2 separate regions of the Homo sapiens genome follow, and region 2 is linked to region 1. Evidence: chromatin loops called from intact Hi-C (ENCODE). Cell type or tissue: heart left ventricle. All regions are shown on one strand. Links, peaks and the distances in the headings refer to the core of each region. The heading gives the core; the rest is flanking DNA. Region 1 overlaps ARHGAP35 (Rho GTPase activating protein 35). Region 2 overlaps ARHGAP35 (Rho GTPase activating protein 35).

Evidence for each region. A loop is a pair of places that touch in the nucleus more often than their neighbours do. Peaks named below come from ENCODE experiments on the same cell type or tissue, not always from the same donor. Only the 100,000 strongest peaks of a DNase experiment are listed, where the experiment ranks them.
Region 2: a loop joins it to region 1, with 2.4 times the contacts of the local background. A loop is called at or near these places in 37 of 110 quality-filtered maps.

The regions. Positions count from the first base shown.
Region 1 is chr19:46,927,353-46,931,742 of GRCh38, reverse strand. All of the region lies in intron 2 of ARHGAP35 (Rho GTPase activating protein 35), which reads right to left. Among named protein-coding and RNA genes, the nearest start is that of ARHGAP35, 69 kb to the right of the region's middle. In heart left ventricle, for the core only: a CTCF peak has its summit at 2,526 (motif pointing left); no DNase peak of the experiment used is centred there; H3K27ac peaks cover 1,620 bases.
Region 2 is chr19:46,973,708-46,978,097 of GRCh38, reverse strand. The region is part of intron 3 of ARHGAP35 (Rho GTPase activating protein 35); the gene reads right to left. Among named protein-coding and RNA genes, the nearest start is that of NPAS1, 44 kb to the left of the region's middle. RefSeq lists enhancers at 273-1,128, 1,129-1,986. In heart left ventricle, for the core only: no CTCF peak of the experiment used is centred there; a DNase peak (open chromatin) is centred at 1,637; H3K27ac peaks cover 3,292 bases.

The DNA of each region.
Region 1 (4,390 bases), core at 100-4,099:
AAATGCCACTGCCATACACAAAGGACTGGGCCAGCCTGAAACACCTTCACCTTGGCCTTTTAGACTGATTTTAAAAAAATGAACAACATAGTCCATTGCTTTGTACCTCATAGTTTGCTTAAAAACACACCTGATTTTTGGTCTTGATATTAATCATGGCAAAGTTTATAAATAATAGTTTATGCCCGTGGTGCACTGGGGAGAAATGGTGCCTGGCAACTACCTCTGGTCTCTCGGCTTTTCAGACACAGGGCATAAAGAGGAAACTCCCGACTGTGGCAGAGTAGGAAGCTGCATCTGTCACTGCCTCTGCTCCCCACTCGGCTGTAAGCCCAGTCCACAGACCCTGTCCAAGTCCACTGGGGCAAGAAAAAGAGTAGAATGGAAGCCAGGGGATAGGTAAGAGCCAAAAGAAGGGCCTTCTATCAGCTGGGAAGATGGTTGGGTTCCAGGGCCTGACGTGCAGTGGGCACTCAATGTATTTGCTGAACAAAAACAGTTTCCAATAATGTACTGGGCCAATGTTCCTTTCTATTTTCTCAAATTGAGCTGAGACGCAGACTATCTCTGTGGTAGAGATTCTCATTTCTCCTTACACTGTGCTGCTCACACTAGTGTGTGAGGAGGTGAGGCTCAGAAGGCCTTGTTCATACTTTGGCAGTACTATATCATAAGCCTTTTAAAAACCGCCAGATGAAGTCCTAATTCCCTCTGTAGGTACTGAATGAGGTACAGTTATTTACGTACACATACAACAAATATTCTACTAGGCTAAGTTCCTAGAAGGCAAGAGTCTTGGTTTGTTTTTTTTTAATGAATTTATGAATCACCCCAAGGCCACATAACAAACTGGCAGCAGAGCTAATACTAGGACCAAAGTCGTCTCCCGCCCTCAATGAACTTCCAATCTATTTGGTAACAGAAGACATATCCACAATAAACAAAGCTCATCTAGGTACCACATGAGCAAGTACCAGCTATGCAACAATGGAAAAAGGTAAGAATATTCTATCTTCTGTGGGAACAGCAGGGAGGGCTACTTACTGACCCTACGCTGTCAACTTCAAATATTCTCTTTTGGTCTCCATAAACAACCTTATAAATGTAAAGTTACTTATCTAGATTTTAGAGTCAGAAAATATGTTCACTAGAGTTGTACCATCTAGTATAGCCGTTTAAACCTTTTAAATGCTTGGTAACACATCTAATAAAGGAAATAAAAAACAGAACCCAGCCTGTTGGATTCACTGCCTTTTTTTGTCTTTTTTTTTTTTTTTCAAAGTGCCTGGACACCAGCCCTAGTGATTTTGATTTAACTGGACTGGAAGCAGGTGGGGTGGTGGGGAACCAGGCATCGGAACTCGGTTTTCTAGTTGGTTTTTTGAGACAGCGTCTCACTGTGTTGCCCAGGCTGGAGTGCAATGGTGTAATCATGGCTCACTGCAGCCTCGACCTCCCTGGGCTCAGGTGATTCTCCCATCTCAGCCTCCCAACTAGCTGGGACTACAGGTGTGTGCCACCGCGCCCAGATAATATTTTGTAGAGACGGAGTTTTGCCATGTTGCCCAAGCTAGTTTCAAACTCCTGGGCTCAAGCAATCTGCCAAACTCGGCCTCCCAAAGCATTGGGATTACAAGTGTGAGCCACCATGTCTGGCCTTTTTAAAAAACAGTTAACACCAGCCAGGTGCAGTGACTCATGCCTGTAATCCCAACACTTTGGGAAGCCCAGATGGGAGGACTGCTTAAGGCCAAGAGTTTTGAGACCAGCCTAGAAACATAGTGAGACCCCAACTTTTAAAAAATTTTTTTAATTTTTTTTTTTTTTTGAGATGGAGTTTCGCTCTTGTTGCCCAGGCTGGAGTGCAATGGTGCGATCTTGGTTCACTGCAAACTCCACCTCCTGGGTTCAAGTGATTCTTCTGCCTCAGCCTCCTGAGTAGCTGGGATTAACATATATGTGCCACCAAGCCCGGCTAATTTTGTACTTTTAGTAAAGAGGGGGTTTCTCCATGTTTGTCAGGCTGGTCTTGAACTCCCGACCTCAAGTGATCTGCCCACCTCGGCCTCCCAAAGTGCTGGGATTACAGGTGTGAGCCACTGTGCCCGGCGTTAATGTTTTATGTAAAAAAAAAAAAAAAAAAAAAAAAAAGAGTAACAGGTAACACCATATACGGAATGTAGTCTGGAACATGGACAGTGCCATCTGAATGAGGATGAGAGTGAAATCAATACACAGAGCCCCAGAGGGTCACACCCATGGCTTGCCAAGTTGTGTGGTAGCATACTATGGACTAACTGTAACTGGTAGAGTCTTAGAAAATCGGAAAGATTCCATAAGTGGCATTACTACAGCTGTTCCCTAAACCACTTTCTTGCATTCAGTATTCAACATCGTGCCTTTCTGATTGGCAATTATTCTCTTCTATTTCCAAAAGAGTTCCAAAAGGACCTTTTTAATTAAGTTATTTGCTTATGCTCCAAATGTATTCTTGGTTAACCGGTGCTCCCCCTTCTGGGCTCTGAAAAATTCCACGCCCAAGTTTAAAAGAAAACCTGAAGGCAGATGTATTCTTGCTGACAAAATCTATTATTAAAGCACAAATGCTTAGATATGGTCTCCTTCAAGCTGGCAGTTAATACCATGACTCAGTCACTCACCATCTTGGAGCATCTTTATTTACGGATGAACAGGAAGGACCACAAAGTCCTGGCCTTCCTGTCATCCCTAATCTTAAATAATGGAGAAAGAAACGGAGACATGTCATCCTATTGCAGGACCTAACTAAATCCAGACCATAGCTTTTTTTTTTTGAGACCGTCTCCCTCTGTTGCCCAGGCTGGAGTGCAGTGGCATGATCCTGGCTCACTGCAATATCTGCCTCCCGGGTTCAAGAGATTCTCTTGCCTCAGCCTCCCGAGTAGCTGGGATTATAGGCGTCCACCACCACACCTGGCTAATTTTTGTATTTTTTGTAGAGACGGGGTTTCGCCATGTTGGCCAGGCTGGTCTCGAACTCCTGACCTCAAGTGATGTGCCTGCCTCGGCCTCCCAAAGTGCTGGGATTACAGGTGTGACCCACCGCGCCCAGCGCAGACCATAGCTTTTTGTTCTATTAAGGCATGAAGTCTGGTGACCGCGGATCCACCCCCCCGAGAAGACAACTCGTGGCCAGTGTGATCTGGAGCCAAACAGCGAGGAGGGCCCACTAGTTCCAGGTACATTTTCATGAACACTTGCCTGAAGTTCAACACACACTGAATTTGGACTTTCCAACGCTATGGGTCAGTTCTTATTGCTTGCTTCTCTCAAATGCTGTAGAAAATCCATTTGGAAGGCCTTTGCCTTATAAGCAAAGGTGATTCCTGACTAGAGCTGGAATAATTTGAGTCCCTACAAAGGTATTTCAGTATCACCAGGTGGTGGAGGAGACCAAGTTGGCTCAGTGAGGCATCAGCACAATTCCCAGTTCTTTTAAAAACAGATTTGGGTTGCCTATCGTAATTTTTTTTTAAGAACAGGTATGCTGTAAGCTAAGGCAGATAGTTAAAGATAGTCTATTTTTATCACCAAAAACACACTACAGAAGTTCTTCAGGCTTAAAATAAACTGAGAATCGAGTGACACCAGTGAGAAACAATTTCTCAAAGTTCCAGTTGCTATTTCAATGTCTCCATGCCTTTTTTGTCCTCTACTCAACTAGGCTCTGAAGCTAGAAACAAACAGCACCGTGCTGTTCTGGGGGGCAGTGAGGAGAAATGGATTTTTTCAGATAATCAAAGATCTTTTGTTTGAATGAACAAATCGACTGGACTGATTGAGTGGTCTAAATATAGGCACCTGACTGTTGAATATTAGCAACTTTTCTGCAGACTGGATGATGAAAATCCACAGGAAGTGGAAGTCAGAACACCAGGGTTCAGAATCTCAGCTCTTCCACTCAGTGGCTACACTCACTTGGGCAAGGTTTAATCTCTCTGAGCCTTAGTTACCTCAACTCAAAATCAAGGATGAAAAACATCACCTCATTAAGACTGGGAGGAGGAATAAATAAAAAATTGATGTGAAAATGCCTGACACGTACCTGGCACACAGTAAGTATTCAATAAATGCACAAAAACACAAAACCCTTCACGTGGTAGCCACAGCCCTCTATTATTTGGCGTGGGTCCCCCTCACCTCTCCAGAGCAGCCACGCTAAGCTTCTTTCAACTCTTTGAACACATGAAGTTCTTTCAGCTCCATGAAGCTTCCATCCTCACTGACTTTGTCTGCCTCAGCTTCCAAAGTCTCAGCCTTAAATATCATTTCCTTGGGGAGCTTTCCTGATACCGCAGTTTAGGTTAAACTTCCTTGTTACACAATTCCTTAGTATCCTGTACCTTCCCTC
Region 2 (4,390 bases), core at 64-4,063, 46 kb before region 1:
TCCCCTTATACTTCACTGCAGTCCTGATGAACTTGCAGGGCCTCCCTACAGTTGTTCCTTCCACTTTTACCTCTGTTCTGTGACTAAACAATGCTCCCTCCGAGGTCTCCCCTGACTCCTAGACTAAATTAAGTTCCTGTTATAGGATCCCAACAATTGCTTACATTTACGCAGTGCCGGCACTCTGGGCCAAGGCCAGCCATAAGCCTTTTACATGCACTGTCTCACCCAGTCCTCACACCAGCTCTGTGAGTTGTATTCTACCATTCTTCTTCCCATTTTATAACTGAACAAACTGAGCCACGTGGCAAACAGATGGCAGGGCTGGGATTCACACCCGGGCAGTCCGATTCCAGAGTCTGTGTTTAATCAATCACCACAAGGCACTGTCTCCATGCTCTTCCTGGACAGCCCTGGGCACCATGTGAAAGTCGCTGGATAGCTGTGTGATTAGCTGCTTAATGCTGGTCCCCTGGTAGACCCCTGAGTTCACAGGAGCAGGCAGAGTCCTCTCATCACCCGTCTGTGTATTGGGCTTGCACAGTAACTAGTACCAGGGAAGGCATTCAGTAGCTGTCTTCAGAAAGGAGGGAAGGAGGAAGAAAAGTGCAGCGTTTCTCCAGCTGAAGAGAGGGAGGAAGGCGACTCAAGTGTTTGTTCTCAAGGGGCCTGTGCCTTACTGGGGCCAGCATGGAGGAGCTGCTCCCTAAGCGGCTGGAGCATCCAACTCCTACTTTCCTTTCCAGATGTATTGAGGTTCTACATTCACCAAGAAGCCTTCTCCCTCCCCTTCTTCCCGGTAACTTCACTAGGAACGTAGTGGGTTCATTATTTCGCCACAGCCAGTCATGTGCTGCTGTTAAGTCTGGTCTCCAGACCTGGCTGTTAACTTTTACAGGGCAGAGCCATGGTTTGGCTGTGGCTGGGAGTCCCCACAGGGCCACGCCCCCTGCAGAAGCTGGCCACATTCTTGCTAATGGGCTGCTCTGTCGCCTTTTATCAGGGCTCAGCCTTCCCAGACTGACCTTATGCGGGTCTTAGATGTTTTTACAGTGAGTGTAACACGGAGGAGAAGAGGTTAGTTCATCTGTGCTTCACTGGCTTTGGTGAAATGAACAGGAAAAAAGCAGAGGTCAAGGAAACTGACAGGGGTTATAGAGGCATGGGGATTTGCTGGGTGTGAAACCTCATGAGCAAGGCAGCACAGAAGGTGTGCGTGTGAGTGAGATGAACAGACAGACACAGAGCAAGAGCAAGGGCCACCGGAGCCCCCAGGTGATAATTCAATGGCACAGTCAGGCCAGCTCCACCAAGGGCCCGAGAAGGTCCTGCAGCCGAGAGTGGGTACTGCTCCTTGGGACCACTCTCACAGGACAGCCTGCTGTACCGTCCTGTTTGTACTGCCTTGGCAAATATGGCAGGACAGGCCATGGGCCTGGTTGGCACGCTCAGGCCAGAGCAACCTGTCTGCCCGAGCTCCCCACCATGGAGAAGGCGAGTGCAGCCGGGACAGCCAGGCAAAGCAGCCGGCTGGAACCGTCTCGGGGCCTTGGGCCGCCACCCAGACTATTTCTGTCTTGGATGGAAGGCCAGGGTTACTTTGTGAAACAAGCTCTACTTCTCCTTGGCTGCTGGGCTCTCCAGGCGGTGTGCCAGGGCACACTGTTCTGATCAGGGCACTGGGGCCTGAGGAAATCCGCTAGCAATGCCGAGTCACAAGCTAAATGAACCCTGCTTATCTGGAACAGGCAAGAGCTGGCGAGCTGACTGCCTGCCTTTATGGCAATGGGGAATTTCTGGAATGCAAGTGACTTGTGCTTAACTTATAAGCAAGCAGAAAAACGGGAGGGTGGTGAGGAATGGTAGCAAAAAAAAAAAAAAAAAAAAGGAGAAAGCTTTGTTTTAAAACTATTTGGACTGTGGGAAAGCAATTTGTTAGTAAAACTAGAATTACAGGGGGAGGGAGAGAGATTAAGTAACAGACAGCCCCCATAAAAATCACAGCATATGAAACAGTATACCTCATATTTTAGCACTTTATCAATTCAAAGCAGTGCAAATACGGCAATTACTCACATAAAGCCTGTTGGTGTATTCAAGCTATAACCGTACCTATTAAACTGTTACAGTGATAGATGGGAGTATCTATACTGAAATTAGCTGCCTTCTCTGAAAGACAGAATTACATAGATCTAGGCTGACTGCAGGGAAATAGTAACTAACTGAATTTAACAGCTCTCGTCCCGCCAACTCTCCTTCATGATAGCTCTAGGAACTGGTGGCTATGATGAATGTGGAGGGAAACACGGAGGTTTTTTGCAGGGTGGCTGTTTTCCAAGTGGGAAGGTATTTGGTAAAATTCTGAATCTGCTCAGTCCAATGCTATAAAACTCACAGCTTCATCAGCCTAAAGCAGAGAAGACAGGAAAAGGGCTGGAACGTAGGCCTTTTCCATTCTGATGGGCTGTGAACGGCCTCTGCCAGAGGACTTGGGGATTTCTGTTTCCTCTTGTAAAAAGGGATTAGCATTACTTTGAGATTAATACTGTCCTCTGGCTCACGGGAGATTAACTAATAAACCATGTATGGGGTGTAAAGTGAAGAACAAGCCCCACACAGGCCCAGGATTCTCACTGTGCTGCCGCGGCACACTGGCCCCTGAGCTCCCAGCCCCAGGCTGGGCCCTCCCTGGTGCTCCTTCCAGATGTAGAGGCTGGCAGCCTCCTCTCCTGCGCACCCTCAGAAGGGTGCAGGAAGCCCACTAGCAAGGTCTTAAATTTAGGACCCCTGCAGGAGGGGATGGGGCAGTGTAGTAGAAGAAATATATATTTGGTTTTTGTCCCCGGCTCCTAGCACAGAGTTCCCCAAAGTCTTGGAATTTCCTGAGTGATAGAAGTATCTTTTGTTACTCATTAACAAGCCCCTTCTGGCCAGGCATGGTGGCTCATGCCTGTAATCTCAGCACTTTGGGAGGCCGAGGCAGGCCGATCACGAGGTCAGGAGTTCGAGACCAGTCTGGCCAACATAGTGAAACCCTGTCTCTACTAAAAATACAAAAAATTACCCGGGTGTGGTGGCATGCGCCTGTAATCCTAGCTACTCAGGAGGCTGAGGCAGGAGAACTGTGTGAACCCGGGAGGCGGAGGTTGCAGTGAGCCGAGATCGTGCCATTGCACTCAGCCCAGGCAACAGTGAGAGACTCCGTCTCAGAACAAACAAGCCCCTTCCAACCAAACCTGAGTTTCATGATAATGAGGTTACTCTTGTGGGCCCCTAGATAGTGCAGGATATGGGGGCTGGTCTCCAGAAAGACCAAACCTTTATTAGAGGGTTGGAACTGTCAGCCCCACCCACGACCTCTGGGGGTGAGGGGAGAGGGGCTGGAGATTGAGCTCAATCACCAATGGCCAATGAGTTAATCAATCAAGCGGACATCACAGAAACGCCATAAACACCCTCAGTGACAGGGTCTGTAGAGCTTCTGGGTTGGTAAACACATCGAGGTGCTGGGAGAGTGTGTATCCAGAGAGGGCACAGAAGCTCCTGGTGAATCGCCGCCCTTGCATACATCCTGTCCCTTGCATCTCTTCCATTTGGTTGTTCCTGAGTTATATCCTTTATAATAAATCAGCAAATGTATGTTAAGCGTTTTCTTGAATTCTGTGAGTCATCTTAGCAAATTATGGAACCCAGGGAGGAATGGGATGGTAACGCCAGACTTTGAAGGCAAGTAGGACAGAAGTGTGGGTAAGCTTACTTCTGGTTAGTCACCCAGTACTTGCAACTGGCATCTGAAGGGCAGTCTTGTGGGACTGAGCCCTTGAACTTATGGAGTCTAATGCTAACTTTGGGAGTTAGTGTCAGAATTAAATGAATTGCTAGACAGACACCCAGTGGTGTCAGAAAACTGAAGAAGTGGTGTTAGAAAAGATACACTTAGCTAGGTGTGGTGATGCACACCTGTAGTCCCAGCTACTTGGGAAGCTGAGGTGGGAGGATTGCTTGAGCCTGGAGGTTGAGGCTGTTGTGAGGTGAGCTGTAACTGTGCTATTACACTCTAGCCTGGGCAACAGAGCGAGATTCTGTCTCAATTTTTTTTTTTGAGATGGAGTCTCGCTCTGTCACCCAGGCTGGAGTGCAGTGGCGCAATCTTGGCTCACTGCAGCCTCCGCCTCCTGGGTTCAAAAGATTATCCTGCCTCCTGAGTAGCTGGGAATACAGGTGTCCGCTATCATGCTCGGCTAATTTTTGTATTTTTAGTAGAGATGGGGTTTAGTAGAGATGGGGTTTCACCATATTGGCCAGGCTGGTCTCGAACTCCTGACCTTGTGATCCACCTGCATCGGCCTCCCAAAGTGCTGGGATTACAGACATAAGCCATTGTGCCTGG